3 separate regions of the Mus musculus genome follow, and all the other regions are linked to region 2. Evidence: chromatin loops called from intact Hi-C (ENCODE). Cell type or tissue: gastrocnemius. All regions are shown on one strand.

Evidence for each region. A loop is a pair of places that touch in the nucleus more often than their neighbours do. Peaks named below come from ENCODE experiments on the same cell type or tissue, not always from the same donor. Only the 100,000 strongest peaks of a DNase experiment are listed, where the experiment ranks them.
Region 1: a loop joins it to region 2, with 2.6 times the contacts of the local background. A loop is called at or near these places in 19 of 42 quality-filtered maps.
Region 3: a loop joins it to region 2, with 9 times the contacts of the local background. A loop is called at or near these places in 27 of 42 quality-filtered maps.

What each region holds. Positions count from the first base shown.
Region 1 is chr8:122,834,167-122,836,666 of GRCm38, reverse strand. It overlaps Gm35466 (a long non-coding RNA gene), which reads right to left. Exons shown (of 3, transcript XR_388150.3): 2 at 1,481-1,609; 3 at 1-1,117. Among named protein-coding and RNA genes, the nearest start is that of Gm35466, 12 kb to the right of the region's middle. In gastrocnemius, a CTCF peak has its summit at 1,461 (motif pointing left); a DNase peak (open chromatin) is centred at 1,457.
Region 2 is chr8:123,189,910-123,192,409 of GRCm38, reverse strand. The region is part of intron 1 of Dpep1 (dipeptidase 1); the gene reads right to left. Among named protein-coding and RNA genes, the nearest start is that of Dpep1, 4.9 kb to the right of the region's middle. In gastrocnemius, a CTCF peak has its summit at 1,459 (motif pointing right); a DNase peak (open chromatin) is centred at 1,495; H3K4me3 peaks cover 688 bases; H3K27ac peaks cover 1,270 bases.
Region 3 is chr8:123,104,685-123,107,184 of GRCm38, reverse strand. It overlaps Rpl13 (ribosomal protein L13), which reads right to left. Exons shown (of 6, transcript NM_016738.5): 6 at 1,941-2,141. The coding sequence ends at 1,983. Mir7079 (microRNA 7079) reads right to left here and starts at 2,210; the gene lies at 2,142-2,210. In gastrocnemius, CTCF peaks have their summits at 414 (motif pointing left) and 1,107 (motif pointing left); no DNase peak of the experiment used is centred here.

The DNA.
Region 1 (2,500 bases), 360 kb after region 2:
AACTTGGTGAGCTTGGTGAGGCACCTGCAGCACCGGCTGTGTCTCGGCTTGCTGACATTCCTCGTCACCTCGTGGCCCTTGTTGAGGCCCACGGCCATGGGGTAGCGCAGGACCATGGCTGCTGTTCTCCGATGGCAGCCGGGACAGTAAACTAGATTACCTAATCCCCTACCTTTTCTTTTTCCACCCGCTCTTACTCCCTCTCATCGGCAGCGCACTATGGAGACTTGAGGTGTAAGGGACGTAGGCTCAGCTGTCCCTTCACCTGCTTGGCAGGGTTTCTGAGGCTCACCAGCAGGCCATCACCACTAAGCCTAAATCAACTTCTAAGACACCTGTCCCTGTGGCTGCTTTCTCTATGACCAAACTAGAGATTACTGTCGGTATTGGCCAGAGATTTATGGAGGAGACGTGGTGGACATTCAGTGTGGTCATTTGAACCCCATAGACTTGTGTTTGAACGTGTGACCCCTAGGGAGTAGCACTATTAGGAGGTGTGGCCTTGTTAGAGGAGGTGTGGCCTTGTTGGAGGAAGCGTTTCACCATGGAGGCTGGCTTTAAGGCCTCATATATGCTCAAGTTATGCCCATTGTGACACAGAGTCTCCTTCTGCTGCCATGGATCAAAATGTAGAACTCTCAGCTCCTTCTCCAGCACCACATGTACCTGCGTGCTGCCATGCTTCCTGCCATGATGATAACTCTGAACTGTAAGCTAGCACCAATTTAGTGTTTTCCTTTATAAGAATTGCTGTGGTCACAGTGTCTGTTCACAGCAATAGGAACCCTAAATAACTCAGGAAGCTTCAGGAAGTCCCTAAAACAGACTAGATTCACCAGGCCCATCCATGCCAGAGTAAGCAATAGAAACCGAGATTCCCTCTGCAGAAGAGCAGAACCAAGCTCCAAAGACTCTTAACGCAGACCAGCTGCCCGGAAGAAGCAGAAACCAGCAGAGCTGCCTGGCAGAGGGTTAGAGCACAGACTGGAAAGGACACCTCCAACCTGTCGTGCTGCCTGCAGGCTGTGCAGTGCTCTCGAGGCTCCCAGCTCTGTGAGCTGTCACCCATGCTGCCGTGAGCCTTGGTGATACAACTGTCTTTGAGTAATTTCTGCTCCTGTAAGAAACACCAATAAAACCCACTGGCTCCCCAAGTTGGGCTTTCCTGGTATCTGTACTTGGGTCTGTTGGGGGTCGGGGGGATGGGTGAATAGACATGTGGAATGTCTCCCCAGGAAATTTTGTTACACAACAGGGCCAGACCTTAAGTGGAAAAGGGTGCAGGGGGGCAAATCAGGAAGGCACATGAGCCCCGACCTGGGGGGGGGGGTGGGCGTGGGGTGGCTCCTATAGAAGGTTTTCTGGCTCTTTAAGCACCTCCCAGGGACAGAGGAGTCTATCTATAGAGGTATTATATTGAGATGCCCCATCCAGTGCCAAGGGCTCTGTCTGCCCCCTGCTGGTGACAGGATGTACTTACTGCACGATGTTCCACAGCCTTCAGGCCCCATAATGGGCAATGTGGTCCAGAAGCTCTCAAGAGCACACAGGAAAAGAACAGTCGCTTGCAGTCAGGTGATCGCGGTGGCGCACGCCTTTAATCCTAGCACTGGGGAGGCAGAGGCAGGTGGATCTCTGAGTTCAAGGCCAGCCTGGTCTACAGAGTGAGTTTCCTGGGGAGACAGTACAGATGTCTACTCATCCGATAGGGGGCTCATGACAGACCAAGTACGGCTACACTGAAAAACCCTGGCTGGAAAAATAAAAAAACCAACAAAAACCACCACCAACAACTGTGGCCACCTTGTGCTGACTGGGGATCAACTGCACTTCAAAACTCCCTCAGCCTCGCTAGGCTTCCCGGGCACTGATGCTGACACACCCAGGCAGACCCACAGGACGATACCTGTGGTAGTTTTCTCTGAGCTGCTGTCCTACCAGTCACTGAGAGAAAACATGGTCAAAGCCTAAAGCAGGAACTGGGAGTCAGCAACCGAAGCACAGAGGAACACTGCCTACCCTCTGGCTTGCTCAGCTACTTTCTTACATAGCCCAGGCTCATCTGGGCTAGGGATGGCTCCGCCCACAGTGGGCGGGCTCTCCTACATTAATGAGCAATTAAGACAATGTCTCTCAGGCGTATCCACTGGCACATCTGATGGAGGCAATTCCTCAAACAGATCCCCTCTTCCCAGATAACTCCAGTTTTGTCTTAAGTGGACAAGACCCAGCACAGTGTGCGCCGAGCCACTGAGGGCCAGCGTTACTTCGGAGCTCGCAGTGTGCTGTTTGAGGTGGATCTATGCAGTGAGTGTGGAATGCTTCCCTCCTTAGTAAAGCAGCAAATGAGGATTGGCTCACGGTGCTGAGATCTGGTTCCTGGCCTGAGCCTTTCTCACAGACACCTCACGGCCTGTTATCGCCTGCTCGTCGCCCACCTGGGCCGGCTCCGGCCCCTCCGGCAATATGCCAAGTATGAGGTTAAACCACAGGCCAGGCA
Region 2 (2,500 bases):
CCCGGCCTGTTCTCTCTTCTTATCATTTCTCTTGGGATATTTATTTTGCTTGTTTGCAATTTTGCATTTTTTTTTTTTGTACAGGATTTCTCAGTGTAATCTTGGAACTTTATTTCGTGGACCAGGCTGGCCTTGAACTCGGGGGCTCTGCCTCCTGGGTGCTTGGGATCAAAGGTATGCACCACCACTGCCCAGCTTGGCCTTGAACTCTTACTCATGCGATCCAAGTACCAGGATTGTATAAGCACACCACCACGCCCAGCTCGGATTGTTGAAAACTGCTTTTCAAATGTCTCCGGTCATCTCTGTGCTGGTTGGAAAGCCCTAAAGGAGCTGGGGATTGGCGCTCAGTATTGCAGCCTTTGCCTAGACTGCATCAAGCTAGAGCTCCACTCCTGCTTCAGATGTGGAAAGCACAAAAGCAGAATAGTGTAGTCTCCCCTCCCCTAGCCTGAAACCTGCTTGCTCAGGGGTGGAGCTTCCTGCTCATTCGTTCTGCCACGCCCACTGCTGGAACCTGCGGAGCCACACACGTGCACCTTTCTACTGGACCAGAGATTATTCGGCGGGAATCGGGTCCCCTCCCCCTTCCTTCATAACTAGTGTCGCAACAATAAAATTTGAGCCTTGATCAGAGTAACTGTCTTGGCTACATTCTTTTCTCTCGCCACCTAGCCCCTCTTCTCTTCCAGGTTTCCAAAATGCCTTTCCAGGCTAGAACCCAGGTTGTGGTCTGCTGGCCGGACACAACAGAATAGTGTGCCTTGGAGCTCCCGGTTCGAATCCCGCTTCATCAACTGTAGGTAGGTCGATCTGGGATTTTATGAGCTGCTCACATTTCTCAAAATTGAGAAGTCCTTGTGTCGCCTTCTTTTCTTAAGTAGAAAAAGCCAACCTTCCTAATGCTGGGACCCTTTAAATACAGTTCTTCATGGTGTGGTGACTCCCAACCATAAAACTATTTTCATTGCTACTTCCTAACTGTAGTTTTGCTGCTGTGATGAATCGTATTGTACATACCTGGTGTGCAGGATATCTGATACGTGACCCCCGTGAAAGGGTCGTTTGACCCACATGCTGGGAACCACTGAGTCAGAGGACTCAGAACTGAGCCTTTGGGAGAGGGCGAGACACTGACTTGCTCATACATAGAACTTCTATAATCCTGCACTTGGGAGGCTGAGGTCGGACAGTGGCACATTTGAGGCTAGCCTAGGCTGCAGAGTAAAACCTTTGTCTTTAAAAGCTGTGTCTTAGTCGGGCATGGTGGCACACGCCTTTAATCCCAGCACTCGGGAGACAGAGGCAGGTGGATTTCTGAGTTTGAGGCCAGCTTGGTCTACAGAGTGAGTTCCAGGACAGCCAGGGCTACACAGAGAAACCCTGACTCGAAAAACCAAAAAAAAAAAAAGCAGTGTCTTCCCGTTTGTTCTGAACTTTTGATTGGCCCAGGTCCTCCCACTGGGTGGCGCTCCCACACTCTCCCGGTCTTTCAGGCTCCTCACACCACAGCCTCCTCCCTCCCAAGCGCTCTCATCTGGCTTCGCCTCCTCCAGGATCCCTAGCTGCCAGCTTGGAGCCTACGGCTTCCACTTATTATCTGTGCTTTAACTGTTCCTCCGTTTTGGCTTAGCCTCGTACTTGATTAGGACAGGTCTTCACAACAGCCTCTGGCAGTGGGTGTGCAGGGACCACATTTCTGAGCTTTTGCAAGCCTGCATTATGTCTATTCAGCTTTCAGACCAGGTCAACGGTTTGCTGGATGTGCAGTTCTGGGTTGTAAACCATTTCCCCATGAGCTTGAAGGCTCCAAAGTCTGTCTCACTTGAGCTGTTGATAGGAACGTCGTCGTCGGGTCAGCCGCATATAAATAATAATAAAATCATAATATTTTGTTACCCCAGTCCTTTGCAGACGGCATGTTTTTTTCTTTTCTGGGGAGTGGTAGCCTCCTCCTGATATCAGTTCTGTGATTTCTCAGTGAATTACATGTTTGTCATTGAGTTCTTTTTGTTGTTGTTGTTGTTTTTGTTTTTGTTTTTTTGAGGCAGGGTTTCTCTGTGTAGCCCAGCTGGCCTCGAACTCAGAAATCCGCCTGCCTCTCTGCCTCTAAGTGCTGGGATTAAAGGCATGTGCCACCACTGCCTGGAGAGGGCTTTTTGTTTGTTTGTTTGTTTGTTTTCCCATTTCTAAAGGCAGGGTCTCCTGCATCCTCCAATTTACTAGCTGAGTGTAACCCTGAACTTGTGATCTTCTGGCCTCCTACTGCCTGGTGTGGGGCACACCTAATTATATGTGGAAGATAGACTAGAGCCCTGGCGCCTCGTGAACGCTAGAGAAGACTCTGCCAGTTCAGGTACATCTCTAGCTCCCTGTCTTATGGACACTTTCATACATACATATGTGACGCTTTGTTCTCGTGTGCCCCCTCTGCCCGTCCCCGCCCTCTTCACTTATCTTGCGGGTGTGTCTATGTGTAGGTGGAAGTGTGCTTGTTTGT
Region 3 (2,500 bases), 85 kb after region 2:
TCACCCAGCCAGGCTTAGCTCACCTCACCTACCCATTCTAACCACTACTGCAGAGGAGCTTCCCAGAGTCCATGCAGTTTACAGCAAGCTCCTGCAGGCCCAGGGTGCACATAAACGCATGAGCATGAAGGCACATATACATTCTTAAAAGGATACAAGGAGCAATAGCACACACCTATGCAGAACTTGGCAGGCAGTGGCAAGCCTGAGTGTCTGGCTATTCAGGGCTACCTACACAGGAAACGGCTATCTAAAATCAAAAACTAAATTTACAACATTTTTAAAACCAAAGGGAGGGCTGGTGAGATGGCTCAGCGGTTAAGAGCACTGACTGCTCTTCCAAAGTTCCTGAGTTCAAATCCCAGCAACCACATGGTGGCTCACAACCATTTGCAATGGGATCTGGCTCCCCCTTCTGGAGTGACTGAAGACAGCTACAGTGTACTCACATATAACAATAAATAAATCAATCTAAAAAAACAAAACCAAAAAAAGCAAAACTAAGGGAACAGAGGCAGGAGGATATGAGTTTGAGGCCAGCCTAGTTTACACAGGACAGCTAGGGTACACAGTGACTGTCTCAAAAACAGAGTGAGGGGCAACCCCAAAGAAACGACCAAAATGGGGGCTGCAGAGATGGCTCAGGGGAGTAAGAGCACTGACTGCTCTTCGGAAGGTCCTGAGTTCAAATCCCAGCAACCACATGGTGGCTCCCAGCCATCTGTAATGGGATCTGATGCCCTCTTCTGGTGTGTCTGAAGTCAGCTACAGTCCACTTATTTAAATAAATTAAAAAAAAAAAAAAAAAAGACCAAAATGGTCCCTAGATGGTACTAAATGTTACTAGAGCTGATCTGTGTAAGTGGCCACAAATTCTAAGGATGTTCAATTGCACTCATAGCCTGGCATCAAGTTCTTCCCCTCACCTGGGGATGGAGAGATGGCTGGTGGGTGGTTAAGCACACTTGCTCTTGCAGAGGGCCAGACTTCCTGATGGTATCTTACGATTTTAAATCCTTCTCAGATTTGTACACAACACATATATCAAGGCCTAACACAAATAAATTTCACATTTACCATACCTGTACTAAAAACTTCTGCCCCCTTGTGGACATTCATATATGACCAAGTCTAGCACCATCCTAGGTTATCTTTTTTTTTTTTTGAGACAGGGTTTCTCTGTTTAGCCTTGAATGTCTCTGTAGACCAGGCTGGCCTCAAACTAAAAAATCCGCCTGCCTCTGCCTCCCAAGTGCTGGGATTAAAGGTGTGTGCCATCAATGCCTGGCCATCCTATATATCTTGTTCCTAGGGCACAGCATGGTGCCCTCGAACTGGTAGGCATGTTACCCCCGTTACTCTTCCAAGTAACTTCAATCCTTCAAACATGGGACCCATTTCCAGGGTGCTTTCTAGTGGTTTACTGCTTGGGGGACAAGGCAGGTATTGAAGAATGCTTGGGCCAAAAAGAAAAAACTTCAGGCCCCAAAACCTATCTCTGGGGCTCTCCTCTTTGTATGTAGTAAGAATGCCTCAGGCACCACAGGCACTGCACATGCAGGGTAATACAGGACTCCCATGGTTCTAAGTCACTGTCGGGGCAAACCTAATCCTGTCACACCAGGGAAGAGAGGGGCAAGTTACTACAAAATCCAGGCACCAGCCTTCCTCTGGGCTAAGTTAGAAGAGCCTGCTACAGCTACTGATACAGTAGACAGCGACCACCCCAAGGAAGACCCTGCTGAAGTTAATTTTAGGGCTGGGCTATGGCATTTACGACGTTTGAGCTCAGCAGCTGGTGTTAACAGCAGTCTCCCACCCACTCAGTTATAACTAAGGCCCAAAATGCTGAAACTCAATCACATCTCTTAGGAATACCTTCTAACTCAAACCTGCAACACACAACTATTGCTCAAGAAAAAAAGACAAAGAAACCCAGCTTTTGCTTTATGGAAAATTTATTGCAGCTCTCCAACACAGAATTATTTTTTCTTTTCAACATCTTGCTCTGCAGCTTCCTTCGCCCTTTTTGCTCGGATGCCAAAGAGTCGGGCATTGGCACGGGCCATTCGGAGACTGGCAAAAGCCTTAAAGTTCTTCTCTTCTTCTGTGATAACTCTGGCCTTTTCCTTTTTGTACACCTGGAAAGAGAACAGAAGTCAGGAGCCTACAGGACCTGTGCACAGGACTCACTGCCTCAGCCCTCCGGGCGCAGAACCACCCCCTGGGATAAGTAAATCCCCACTATTTGTCAGGTTGCGATGGGAGAATCCTGAGTCTTCGCCACCATAGACTACAAATTAAGTTCTAAACCAGCTTTGGCTTATATATGGAAATATATATTATAAAATTAGAGCCACAACCTCTGTAAGGCACATTCTGGTGAATTTATTAAAACTTGACACAGCCAAAGTGATGGCAGAAGAAAAAACTTCAATGAGAAAATTCCTTCATAAGATCGGGCTTGCCTTTAACCCTCAAAGCAGATGCAGGTGTGGGT